Regions from separate parts of the Homo sapiens genome. Here regions 1 and 3 are each linked to region 2. A link is a loop called in an ENCODE intact Hi-C map of the cell type or tissue named here. Cell type or tissue: HepG2. All regions are shown on one strand.

What was found. A loop is a pair of places that touch in the nucleus more often than their neighbours do. Peaks named below come from ENCODE experiments on the same cell type or tissue, not always from the same donor. Only the 100,000 strongest peaks of a DNase experiment are listed, where the experiment ranks them.
Region 1: a loop joins it to region 2, with 5 times the contacts of the local background. A loop is called at or near these places in 3 of 110 quality-filtered maps.
Region 3: it touches region 2 in a loop (10-fold over the local background); 5 of 110 quality-filtered maps call a loop at or near these places.

Annotation. Positions count from the first base shown.
Region 1 is chr7:122,694,057-122,698,056 of GRCh38, reverse strand. All of the region lies in intron 2 of CADPS2 (calcium dependent secretion activator 2), which reads left to right. RNF133 (ring finger protein 133) reads left to right here. Exons shown (of 1, transcript NM_139175.2): 1 at 1-322. The coding sequence ends at 269. Among named protein-coding and RNA genes, the nearest start is that of RNF133, 3.1 kb to the left of the region's middle. In HepG2, a CTCF peak has its summit at 1,938 (motif pointing right); a DNase peak (open chromatin) is centred at 2,056.
Region 2 is chr7:122,885,108-122,889,107 of GRCh38, reverse strand. CADPS2 (calcium dependent secretion activator 2) reads left to right here and starts at 2,648. Exons shown (of 30, transcript NM_017954.11): 1 at 2,648-3,109. The coding sequence starts at 2,771. RefSeq lists silencers at 2,241-2,400, 2,411-2,570, 2,641-2,720, 2,731-2,780, 2,821-2,950 and an enhancer at 3,311-3,360. In HepG2, a CTCF peak has its summit at 1,661; DNase peaks (open chromatin) are centred at 1,697, 2,477 and 3,377; H3K4me3 peaks cover 2,781 bases.
Region 3 is chr7:122,677,742-122,681,741 of GRCh38, reverse strand. All of the region lies in intron 2 of CADPS2 (calcium dependent secretion activator 2), which reads left to right. It also overlaps the pseudogene RPS26P31. Among named protein-coding and RNA genes, the nearest start is that of RNF133, 19 kb to the left of the region's middle. RefSeq lists an enhancer at 2,005-2,561. In HepG2, no CTCF peak of the experiment used is centred here; a DNase peak (open chromatin) is centred at 2,271; H3K4me3 peaks cover 878 bases.

The DNA of each region.
Region 1 (4,000 bases), 190 kb after region 2:
TACCCCATGGGACATGCCCCATTTGCAAATGTGATATTCTTAAAGTTTTGGGGATTCAAGTGGTTGTTGAAAATGGAACAGAACCTTTGCAAGTTCTAATGTCAAATGAACTGCCTGAAACCTTATCACCTAGTGAAGAGGAGACAAATAATGAAGTTTCTCCTGCAGGAACCTCAGATAAAGTAATCCATGTGGAGGAGAACCCTACTTCTCAGAATAATGACATCCAGCCTCATTCAGTAGTGGAAGATGTTCATCCTTCACCTTGATGGCATGACTTTTGAGGAAGTGTATTAAACCTGTATGTGAAATCAGGTCCTAATACTGACAAGCAGTTTGTCTGTTTGAAGTGTGGTTTTTGTGTCCTTTTTTGTTACTTCAGTAATTTTATACATTCTTTGTCCAACCTCAAAGATAGCAAAAAAGTCCTAGCGGGATTTTTTTTGTGCAATTTTGGACCTTTGCTAAGTGTAATTTTTTGTCAATGTATGTTACTCCTGTGAGTGTACATATGTATATTTATATGTACACATTCATGTTAAAGCTAAGGACAAACTTATTTTCTTAAATATTTACTGTACATATATTGGGTTCTATTTTGGTAAGAAAATTACTGATATGTAATATGTTCTAATACAGAAAGTATCAATTAAGTTTGAAAACAATAAATTATCTTTTATGTGCTAGGAAGAGTAAAAATTATCTTTTGATAACATATTTATAGTATGTCTTAGTTGTGAGGTTATTGTGCTGTTTTTTTCTTTTGCATTCTTGGCATGAACATTTTACAAAATCTTATTATTCTTATTCTTGATAAATAGTTCTGTTCAAGCAGTTAGTACATTTTTTTTGTGATATGCATCTGTATAGTGAAATTTTAAAATAAAATACTAGCACTCTTTAAGTGAACAGCAACTATTTTAGTGTCCAGTGTTACTTACAATAATTGTTACATATTCATAATACATAGAACGACTTTGATACTTAGTCATGGCAAATTTACTTCCCATGTGTTTCTCCCCACTCCCCAATTTGTTTTCTTAAATAAAATGTTTAATCTATGCCAGACTATTCTTGAAATAAGTGATACAATATAGAAATTATTATTATTATGATATGGTCATGTTTCTTTTGTTCACTATATTCTCAGGGTCCAGCAGAGTTCCTGGCACTCGAGTATTTTTGAATGAATGAATAAGTGAATGATAAATATCTTTGTTGTAATGCAACTATTATGTGTTAATTTGAAAAACTTGACTGTTTTTCCCAATTATACAAAATAACAGAAAATTTTGAAGTTTTTCACTCTAAATTACTTTGAAAAAATATTAAATTATAATTTTAGCCCAGAATTTATTATTACAGTTCAGCATGCATAATTTTAATGAGCAGCTTTGAACTCTAAGGCTAACACTGGGATTTGAATTGCTGCGCAGCCTTGGAGGGTGACCTAGTGAAGAGGAATCTTGTGAGTTGCTCAGTGTTAACAATACTGCAATTCAGACACAGGTAGAAGGGCAGTAGTTAGCTATAACTGCTTCCATGACCATGGGGTCATGGAAGACTAAAGGAGGAGAGACACTAATCTAAGGCCAGGAAGAATCGGCAAAAACTGGGCAAATGACCAGGTGTGAGCCATGCCTTGCTTGGTACACAAAGGCTTTTTTACACACAACTTTAGAGACTTTTGTGTTAATCACAAGAGCTCTTCTTTGAAAGAACTGCATAGCACTGGACTACTGGAGGATTTAGCAGGAACACTAAGTGTTATTTTGAGCTTACCCTGGGAGAGTAAAGTCATTTCCTGAGGGACGAGGGACCACACTGAAGAGAGAGGACACTGAGGACCCCATGACAGCTGTCCCTAAAAGGATAAATTAGCTGCCCACCTAATCAGGATAAATTGTCATTCTTTGGCCACTGTTAATGTTTCTGCCACTAGAGGATAGCAGCGGATGGGGGTGGGGTGGCTAAAGTGATTTCTACCATTTGTCCAAGAAAATCACTAGAGCTATGACAATGAATGCATCTGTAGTGTTGGCAGTCCCTGCACCTAGAGTTCCAGGGTCATTGCAGCTCTGTGTACTCTTGTGTGGGGTACTTGTTCCATGACATCTGGTAGTTCAGGAATTTGTTTGCTATTCACACTGACAGTGCAATTGTGTTTTTCATTCTCCCTCCACATCCTTGTTCATTTTTCCTTTTCTTTTTTCTCCTCCTTTTCCTTTGTTCATCATTGTCAATCTAAGACCTGAGTTACTCCCATGCATAAGAAATTGGCATGTGCATACTTCTATGATATAACCTTTGTTAATGTGGACATTTAACATTTAACACAGTGTGCTTGTTTGATCTGAGAATTTTCTATGGATGTTCTTTAAAGGGTGGTTAGAATCTATATTTGGAGTGGGAGGGAAAGGGTCAAGTCAGTGAAAATGGGAACTGTCTGCTGAGTGGCTACCATGTGCCAGGTAGAGGACTAAGCACTTTACATAGCTGTTTCTTTTATGTCAGAACAAAACAGTTTTAATCTTAGTGTTTAGAATGTTGTAAACAGATCAATAAACCCCTTTTACTCTGGGTTTACTAAATAGAACTTGGAAATAGCACTACTATATCAAATTTATTCATTATAATAGATTTTCACTTATTCTGTGGGCTATATACCATTTTCTCTTGTACCTAGTGATGCAAACATATCTTGTCATAATGACATGGGACTAATAATGTGAATTACAGAAGGGAGTTTATGTTCCTTGTAAGAATTAAGCTTGCTTTTTTATTCACTCCTCAGATAAATTAGGTTTAATATTTTACTACAGTGAAAAATATTCTAACGCATTTCAACTCTTATCGGGTGGTGCTATAGGTGAAATGACTCACTCCATCTATACAGTACCTCTTGTTATAGGACACACTACATTGATAATATCCCTATCTCTTGCTATAGAATTATTATAATGCAACTGTCCTGCAGAGAATGTTAGTCAGCTATTTATTTGCACTAGTGTGAGCCTTTCAAAGGATTAGTGAGCCAGGGATCTGACTTTTCTGATGGGATTTAAACCCCTTCACCACATTTAACGGGTTTTGAAGCAGCACGTAGGTATCAACTGGGAGAAAGATGAGCATTTGGGAAGGCACTGAAGCAAGCAGAGAAATTTTTACATGCTGCTACTGTGAAGGAGTCTTTCTCATGCCAGTTCCATTCTCCCATTCCATCATTTACCATGAACACCTGTTTTTGTATTTTAAAAACAAATTTGGTTTTTTGGCTTTGTACTTACTGTATTTTTTAATATTTAGTTCTTAATGATGAAAAATAAAGATTATAAATTAATACACTTACCAGCACAGAAATATCTTTAAATACATACTTGGTTTTATAAGTGGGGGGAAGGGAGTGTACTTTAGAAAAACAGATGGTCTCTTTCCTACCAGTAAGTGTTATTCTACCACAATTTGTTACCTCCCCTTTTCATAGCCACACCACAGCTTCTAACCCCTCTCTCCACAATTATGGCAGCATCTTTATCAGACCTCCAAGTTACTGTGTCCCGTGATGATTTTTAGATGCTGCCATGCATATTTTTCATCACTGTTGATGACCAGGGTGACTCTGATTTCAAAACTCTTCTACACATGTCCAGTTTAGCAACACACTGTTGTTGCCACACATCATGTTCTGTCATCTTTGAAAACTTAACAACTCACAGCATCTTTTTCAGAATTCCCTCTGCATTTGCTTGACTGCTCATCTCCACTACTTCTTCAGACTTATTCTTGGTTCTCATTCCAAGCAGTTTCCCTTAATTGTTGTCCCTATCTTCCCAGTCCATCTCTTCTTTTCCAGCTTCAGCCTAGAAGCAATTGTAAGTCATTTTAGTTTTACCAAGTGCCACCAAATTCCTTGCCTCCTACACTTTCCTACAATATCATTTGCCTACCCTGAATCATTTCTACATCTGCTTTTAATACTTCTAAACAGTCAGCTATTACT
Region 2 (4,000 bases):
TCTTCAGAAGGCAGCAAGAGAGAGAGAGAGAGAGAGATGGGGAAACTGCCACTTTTAAACCATAAACGTCTCGTGAGAATGCCCTCACTATCATAGAACAGCAGGGGGGAACTGCCCCCCATGATTTAATCACCTCCCACCAAGTCCCTCCCTCCACATGTGGGGATTACAATTAGAGATGAGATTTGGGTGGGGATATAGAGTCAAACCATATCACTTACTATCTTCTGAATGAAGTGTTTCTTCTCTGTATTGCCATTATCTTCCAGGTTATTGGAACACTCATCAGATTGCAATCCAAATATTGATTATTTTAAATAAATGTTTTTTTCATTTGTCATTCCTTAACTGATAAACTTCTTACGGCCTATATCTTGTTTTCCTAAATATATCCAGTATAGCTTTAGCATATGTTAGTTTCTTAATCAATGTATGTTTAATGATGCTTAAACATTCTCTTTGTTGTCTTTTAGATATTTCTTTAATTTATGCCTCTTAAGTCATCTTCATCTTCATGGAGAAAACACTGTATATTCTGCTCTAAAAATTATTAGATGTTTTCCTGTGGGATCCTCAAGGCTTGGAGATCTTTGACTTAATAACCACCTTTAATGGGAAAAGAATAAGTGATCACATCAAGTAATATTGATTAATAAAAGGAACTGAAAAATATACCTATTGTTGGCAAGAAAAGGGCAGTAAAGTTGCTATATTTAAATCATACATTTATGTCCCTAGAAATTTTTATTAGTTTAGTAAACCTCATACATTTATTATACTGTCTTATTATCAAGGCAAATTGCAGTAGAAAATGACACTATTTGGAACTAGAAAACTGTTTTGAGTCCTTATTCCATTAGGTGCTAGTTCTGTACCCTAAGGAAAGGATTCTTCAACTCTCAGGTTCCTTATTTGAACAATGGAACCTAAAATAAATGAGATAATGTATGTAAAGAGCTTAGTGCAGTATCTGGTTCAAAGGGCAATCAATAATAATACTACCTGCCTCAGAAAGCTATTACTTTGATGAGGGTATTAAACAATTTCACAGATCTTTGCAAAGTGCTAGATAAGCATCAGCTATTATGACAAGATTGCTATTTGTTTGCCTTGCCAAAAATAAAACATTGCCTTTAAATACATAGGTGTTTGAGATTTTCTATTTCTTGGCAGTTTGTGATCATCCCACAGCCATGCTCTTACTGAAGACCTTTTATTACTAGGGGGCCTGTTATGGATTAGGCAGAAAAATAGGTAAGACTCCTCAGGAGTAAATGCCTCCTTGTCTTTTACCCATCTAGAGAGAATGTCAGTAAGTGCAGAAGTCTCTCTTGTGTACCTAACTATATGAAAGTGGCCTGAAAAAGCTAAAACTGCTGTTTGACCATGGTGGTAGAGGAGCTCAGAGCTGGTAGTTAATTTGCCCTGTGTTATTTCCACTGAACTTCATCACCTCCCTGCCCACCTGGTCGCTGCACACTCCACCTGGTGTTGAATGCATTGTTTTGCCTATTTCCCCCTCTGTCAGGACTTAGGACATAAGATACAGAATTACTATAAGAAACTCCTAGGTGGTTCCAGCACTAGGACTGAGAAATCTGCGCAGATAAGGCAGGCTTCAGCGCAGCTACAAGACGCCGACTTGAGGCCAGAACCACCAGCGACTGAGTGTCATGTGCCTTAGTCACCGCGGGCTCCGCAAAAGGCTAACAGTGCTGGACACCGGGAGGGCGCTCAAATCTTTGTTGAATAAATGTCCACACTACACAACCTGTTTTGAGTCAACTGCATCCCAACCCAGAAAATAATCGAGATATGTTTGAGCTGAATCAGTATCATTTTGCACATATAAAATCTCTCTTGCCTTGAGTCTGCAGGACTAGAACAGTTTAAAAAGTAAGCCTCGTTGGTTTTCTTTTTTTTTTCATTACTCCGACTTTTATAATTTGGGCTTCAGCATGAGTATCAAAACGGCAGCAGAGCAGAGTGAGACTTTTCAAAGTCTTGTCGCAAAGATACTTCGTGGTGAAGGGCTCCAGTCCCGCTTTTCCGCGCTGGGGTTCAATCCTAGGCAGCCGATTCGGGTTGGGGAGATGTCTCGGCCGCTCCCCCTAACCTCTTGCTAGGGAACAGTCCCTCCCCGCTCCCCATTCCACCTCCACCTGCTGGAGAAAAGATCACAGGTGGTAGGGTGAGGGTAGTCGGAGCAGCCCCGGTGGACGCTTACACGGGCCATCGCGCTCGGCCGCTCCCCGCCTTTGCAAACTGTGTGCTAGGGCTCCAGGCGGGCCCGGGCAGCAGCGGCGGCGCGCGCACGCGCACTCCGCGGCCCCGCGCGGCTCTTCAACATTCAATTCCACGTGTTGCTTGTTGTAGGCGCCACAGGTTCCCCACCTGCGTCCGGGCGCTCGGGCGGCTCCGCCTCTGCCGGCGGGCTCTGGGGAACCGCTGGGTCGGCGCGCCCGGGGCTGGCGGAGCAATTCCTGAGGCGCCCAAGCTCACCCCCAACGCTAACTCCGCCTATTCAGTCCCGGCGGCTCCCCCTCTCCCCCCTCCCAATCCTCCTCCCGGCTCCTGCCCGCCCCTTTCGCCCTGGTGGTAGGAAACACTCCTGAATCTAACTCGACGTGTCCGGAAAGCCCTGGCCAGTTTTCCTTTCGTTCTGCGGCCGCTGCAGCCAGCCCCGCGGCTCCCTCAGACCCGCGGGCGCAGCCGCCGGGGGTGAGGCGCTTGGGGACCGCGGGCCGAGCGGCGGGGATCCCCGAGCACCATGCTGGACCCGTCTTCCAGCGAAGAGGAGTCGGACGAGGGGCTGGAAGAGGAAAGCCGCGATGTGCTGGTGGCAGCCGGCAGCTCGCAGCGAGCTCCTCCAGCCCCGACTCGGGAAGGGCGGCGGGACGCGCCGGGGCGCGCGGGCGGCGGCGGCGCGGCCAGATCTGTGAGCCCGAGCCCCTCTGTGCTCAGCGAGGGGCGAGACGAGCCCCAGCGGCAGCTGGACGATGAGCAGGAGCGGAGGATCCGCCTGCAGCTCTACGTCTTCGTCGTGAGGTGCATCGCGTACCCCTTCAACGCCAAGCAGCCCACCGACATGGCCCGGAGGCAGCAGAAGGTGAGTTGCGGGACCGGGCGCCTCCTACCACCACTTCTCCCTGGGTTTTTCTCCCGGGAGAGCTCTGGGACGCCTCCCGTCCTTCTGCGAAACGCAGGACACCGTATTTTTGTTAGTCTCTGAGGGCAGAGGAATCTTTGGGGACAAGACGGTGCTTTCACCCGCCGGGTATGCGGCTGCAGCGGACACCTCTTCTCCTCCTCCCCGCCTGGGCTGGCAGGAGCTGTCAGCTCACCATCCGTGAGACAGAGACCGACAGCGCCGGCCGCGCCGCGGTTGCACCCGGCAGGCGCAGCTCTGGCCGGATTAGAATGCAACTCCCATCAACTTTAATTTCCAACAGCACTGGTGCATTCCTGTCCACCTAGCCTGGCGTGATATTGCTAGAGCTGGGTTTGCCGAGGGTCTGAATGAGTGTTGTAGCTAGGCGAAACAGGTGGAGCCCGAGTACTTCTCTTAGCTAGAGTGAAGTCTTCACTTAAGAGGGGTAGAAATTTTCCTCAGTGAATAAAAAAGTTAAATTAATACGTTTCCTATATTGTCATACAACCAGGACATCAAATCCAAACACCGAGAAGGCATGCAGCTTTGTAAAGTGTTTGTGGGTAAGTAATTTCTGGTCTGGGCAGGCCTGATTAATGAAATATACTATTACTGATGAAAGATAAAGGATTGGTGCATGATCACTTCATAACAAATGCTTTCCAAATGCTTTTTTGGGGAACAAAATGCTTATTCTCCCCCAAAAGGTAAGAAGTTTGTTTCAGGTGAAAGGCTGGCCAACTTGAGTTTCAAAACAAGACCCCAGGGGCCTGATGTTCTGTACCAGACACGAGTAATGACTCAAATTGTCCTAAGTGGTTAAATGTTTACAATACAAACTCTAGGAAA
Region 3 (4,000 bases), 210 kb after region 2:
TTATTATTATTTTTTTACAATTTCCATTTTATTTTTCTCCAGAGAATAACCTGTCTTCAGTCTTTAAGAACTCAGCTCCTTACATGGGCTTTGGTGGGGGACGTGGGGCAGCACCCGCAGGTCTAAATCTGGGTGGGGGTGTTCGGTCCTTGCGGGCTTCACGAGATCGATTCCTGACTACTTTGCTGTGAATTGCACAACTCACACAGTAATGTAGCTTCACATACAGCTTGGGAAGCACATAGGCATCGAAGACGCTTGCTTCAGAAATGTCCCTGACTGCTACGGCCTCCACTATGTTTCGAATGACGAATTTCTTAATGGCCTTGTCCTTGGGCACGCATCGGGCACAGTTAGTACAGCGAACAGGTTGCACGTGGCCGCGGCCCTTTTTGGCACGACCATTGTTCCTTCTTTTCTTTGTCATCTTGGAGGCACGGACCGGAGAGCTCTTTCTTTTATTATTATACTTTAAGTTTTAGGGTACATGTGCACATTGTGCAGGTTCATTACATATGTATACATGTGCCATGCTGGTGCACTGCACCCACTAACTTGTCATCTAGCATTAGGTATATCTCCCAATGCTATCCCTCCCCCTCCCCCCACCCTACAACAGTCCCCAGAGTGTGATGTTCCCCTTCCTGTGTCCATGTGGTCTCATTGTTCAATTCCCACCTATGAGTGAGAATATGCGGTGTTTGGTTTTTTGTTCTTGCGATAGTTTACTGAGAATGATGATTTCCAATTTCATCCATGTCCCTACAAAGGACATGAACTCATCATTTTGTATGGCTGCATAGTATTCCATGGTGTATATGTGCCACATTTTCTTAATCCAGTCTATCATTGTTGGACATTTGGGTTGGTTCCAAGTCTTTGCTATTGTGAATAATGCCGCAATAAACATACGTGTGCCTGTGTCTTTATAGAAGCATGATTTATAGTCCTTTGGGTATATACCCAGTAATGGGATGGCTGGGTCAAATGGTATTTCTAGTTTTTTAGATGTTTTATTGTTTTTCTTTTTGAGACAGTCTCACTCTGTTGCCCAGGCTGGAGTGCAGTGGCATTATCCCGACCCACTGCAACCTCCACCTCTCAGACTCAAGTGATTCTCATGCCTCAGCTTCCTGAGTAGCTGGGATTACAGGCGTGCACCACCACACCTGGCTAATTTTTGTATTTTTAATAGAGACAGGCTTTTGCCATGTTGGCCAGGCTGGTCTCGAACTCCTGACCTCAGGTGATCCACCCACCTTGGTCTCCCAAAGTGCTGGGATTACAGGTATGAGCCACCATGCCTGGCCTGGTCTAAGGGCTTTAGATTTGATATGAGGGGTTTAGATTAATCATAAGGGATTTAGAAAAGTTGGAAGGATCTTTTGAAAGCAAGTGTCTCCTAGTTTATAGATAAGGGTCTAGAGGTATTTCTTAACAAAATTTATTTTTTAGATAAAACAGATTATTTGCTATTAGTTTTAAGCTGTGATTCTTCACATTTGATAGGTAAAGAAATGGGATTGTTTAAACGAGTGTTTTTCAAATCTTTGGAATTCATGGATTAGTAAATAAAAACAGAGGTCAGATATTGTACTTTTTTTGTGTGCCAAGAAAGGTAATTAACCATTGCAACAACAATAAAACTGCCTTTGCAAAGATTATGACAGAGAAATCTAACATAGCTGACTCTATCTTGCTTCTAGCCTCATAGGCTGGCTGTCTTTGTTCATTCCTGTACATAGGTCAAGCTAATCATGGCAAAGATTTAGTTTATAGTTTAACTTGGAAGCAAAGATGATAATAGTCCCTCTCTAAAACTAAACCCCTTCTTTCTCAGGGACTAAAAACCATCTTTGTAAAACTAATGAAAGGCCACAAGATTAGGATTGTGAGAGGGGCCTGAGTTCTGCTATTGGGGGAAATTCAGCCCCCGATATTTCAATGTGGGTCCTTTGCTATGTTCCCTCAGTGTTGGCCGGTCTGAGAAATAAAGGGAAAGAGTACAAAAGAGAGAAATTTTAAAGCTGGATGTCCAGGGGAGACATAATATGTCGGCAGGTTCCGTGATGCCCCCTGAGCCGTAAAACCAGCAAGTTTTTACCAGCAATTTTCAAAGGGGAGGGAGTATACGAATAGGGTGTGGGTCACAGAGATCACATGCTTTAAGGGCAACAAAAGATCACAAGGCAGAAGGTCAGGGTGAGATCACAAGGTTAGGGCGAGATCACAAGGTCAGGGTGAAACTAGAATCACTAATGAACGTCCACGTCCTGCTGTGCACACATTGTCATTGATAAACATCTTAACAGGATTCAAGAGCAGAGAACCGGTCTGACTAGAATTCGCCAGGCTGGAATTTCCTAATCCTAGCAAGCCTGGGGGTGCTGCAGGAGAGTAGGGCATGTTTCATTCCTATCTACATGTGCATGAGGCAGACACTCCCAGGGTGGCCATTTTAGAGCCCCCCCCCCCCAGGAATGCATTCTTTTCCCAGGGCTGTTAATTATTAATATTCCTTACTGGGGAAAGAATTCAGTGATATTTATCTTACCTGTTTTCGGTAATAAGAGAAATATGGCTCTGTCCTGCCCGGCCCACAGGCAGCCAGACTTTAAGGTTATCTCCCTTGTTCCCTGAAAATCACTGTTACCCTGTTCTTAAGGTGCCCAGATTTCATATTGTTCAAACGCACATGCTTTACGAACAATTTGTGCAGTTAACGCAGTCATTACAGGGTCCTGGGCAACATACATCCTCAACTTACGAAGATGACGGGATTAAGAGATAAAAGACAGGCATAGGAAATTATAAGAGTATTGATTGGGGAAGTGTTAAATGTCCATGAAATCTTCACAATTTATGTTCTGCCATGGTTTCAGCTGGTCCCTCCATTCGAGGTCCCTGACTTCCTGCAACATTCTGCTAAAATGTAGGCATAATTTCTGTAACCCCTTACTGTTCAGTAGTCCTATGGCCAGAGGTCACAAGATTTGTGACTTCCCTGAATTGCTCCTATAGATAACATCACTATGTAGAACCTAAGATCGGCCTTTTGAGGTATCTTTCACATTTTTGCATTTTTGACCACCAACTAAATCCACCCAGACCCACAGTAGTGGTGCAACCCATCCTATGGCCCCTACTCAGAGGCTAAGTGCAGGAGGACCATTTCCCACACACCTGTGATTTCACCTCTAAGCAGTCAACATTCCCCATTTCCTAAACCCTTGCCCACCAAATTATCCTTACAAAAAACGTAAACTCCAAGCCTTTGAGAGATTAATTTGAGTAATAACTCCCATCTTCTGTGTGGCCAGCCTTGCATTAATAAAATTCCTTCTCTATTGTTATAGCACAGTCTCAGTGAGTTGGTTTTGTCTGTGCAGCTGTGTGGGAAGAATCCATTGGATGAATACAGCAACAAAACCACACATTTACAGTTAATAACATTGTATTACAAAAAGTGACTTCTTGTACCTACAGTTTCAACTATTAGAATATTAAAATCAGCTTTATTAAAATGGACTTTGAAGTCCTTGTATTTTCTTTTTTCACTTTGAATTCATGAAAACTTCATCCCACACTGGTCAGCACAGCAGCCTTTAGATTCAATAACTTTCCAAAGTCCATTACCACAAGGACCTAATGATTTCCTTTAAAATTTGAGTGTCTAATGATACTAGACACTACAGAGATTTCAAAGATGCAGTTTGCAGTCTTAACAAGAGAGACATACAATGATGTGGTATAAGACAGGACAGCAGTGTTTTATACCTACACAGAGCATGGGAAAGTATTAAGATGGCTTAGAATAGAGAAATACCATCAAGCTGCGGAATGCTTGACAAACAGGTGAACAGGAGCATTCTCCTGCCTAATCCTTACCAATCCATTTACTCATTGGCCCTTCCAGCTCAGCCGAATGAGCCACAAATTGATAAATTGCTGAACTTGATTGCATGGTGGTGAAAAAGGGAGCTCTAGAGTGAGACTGGGC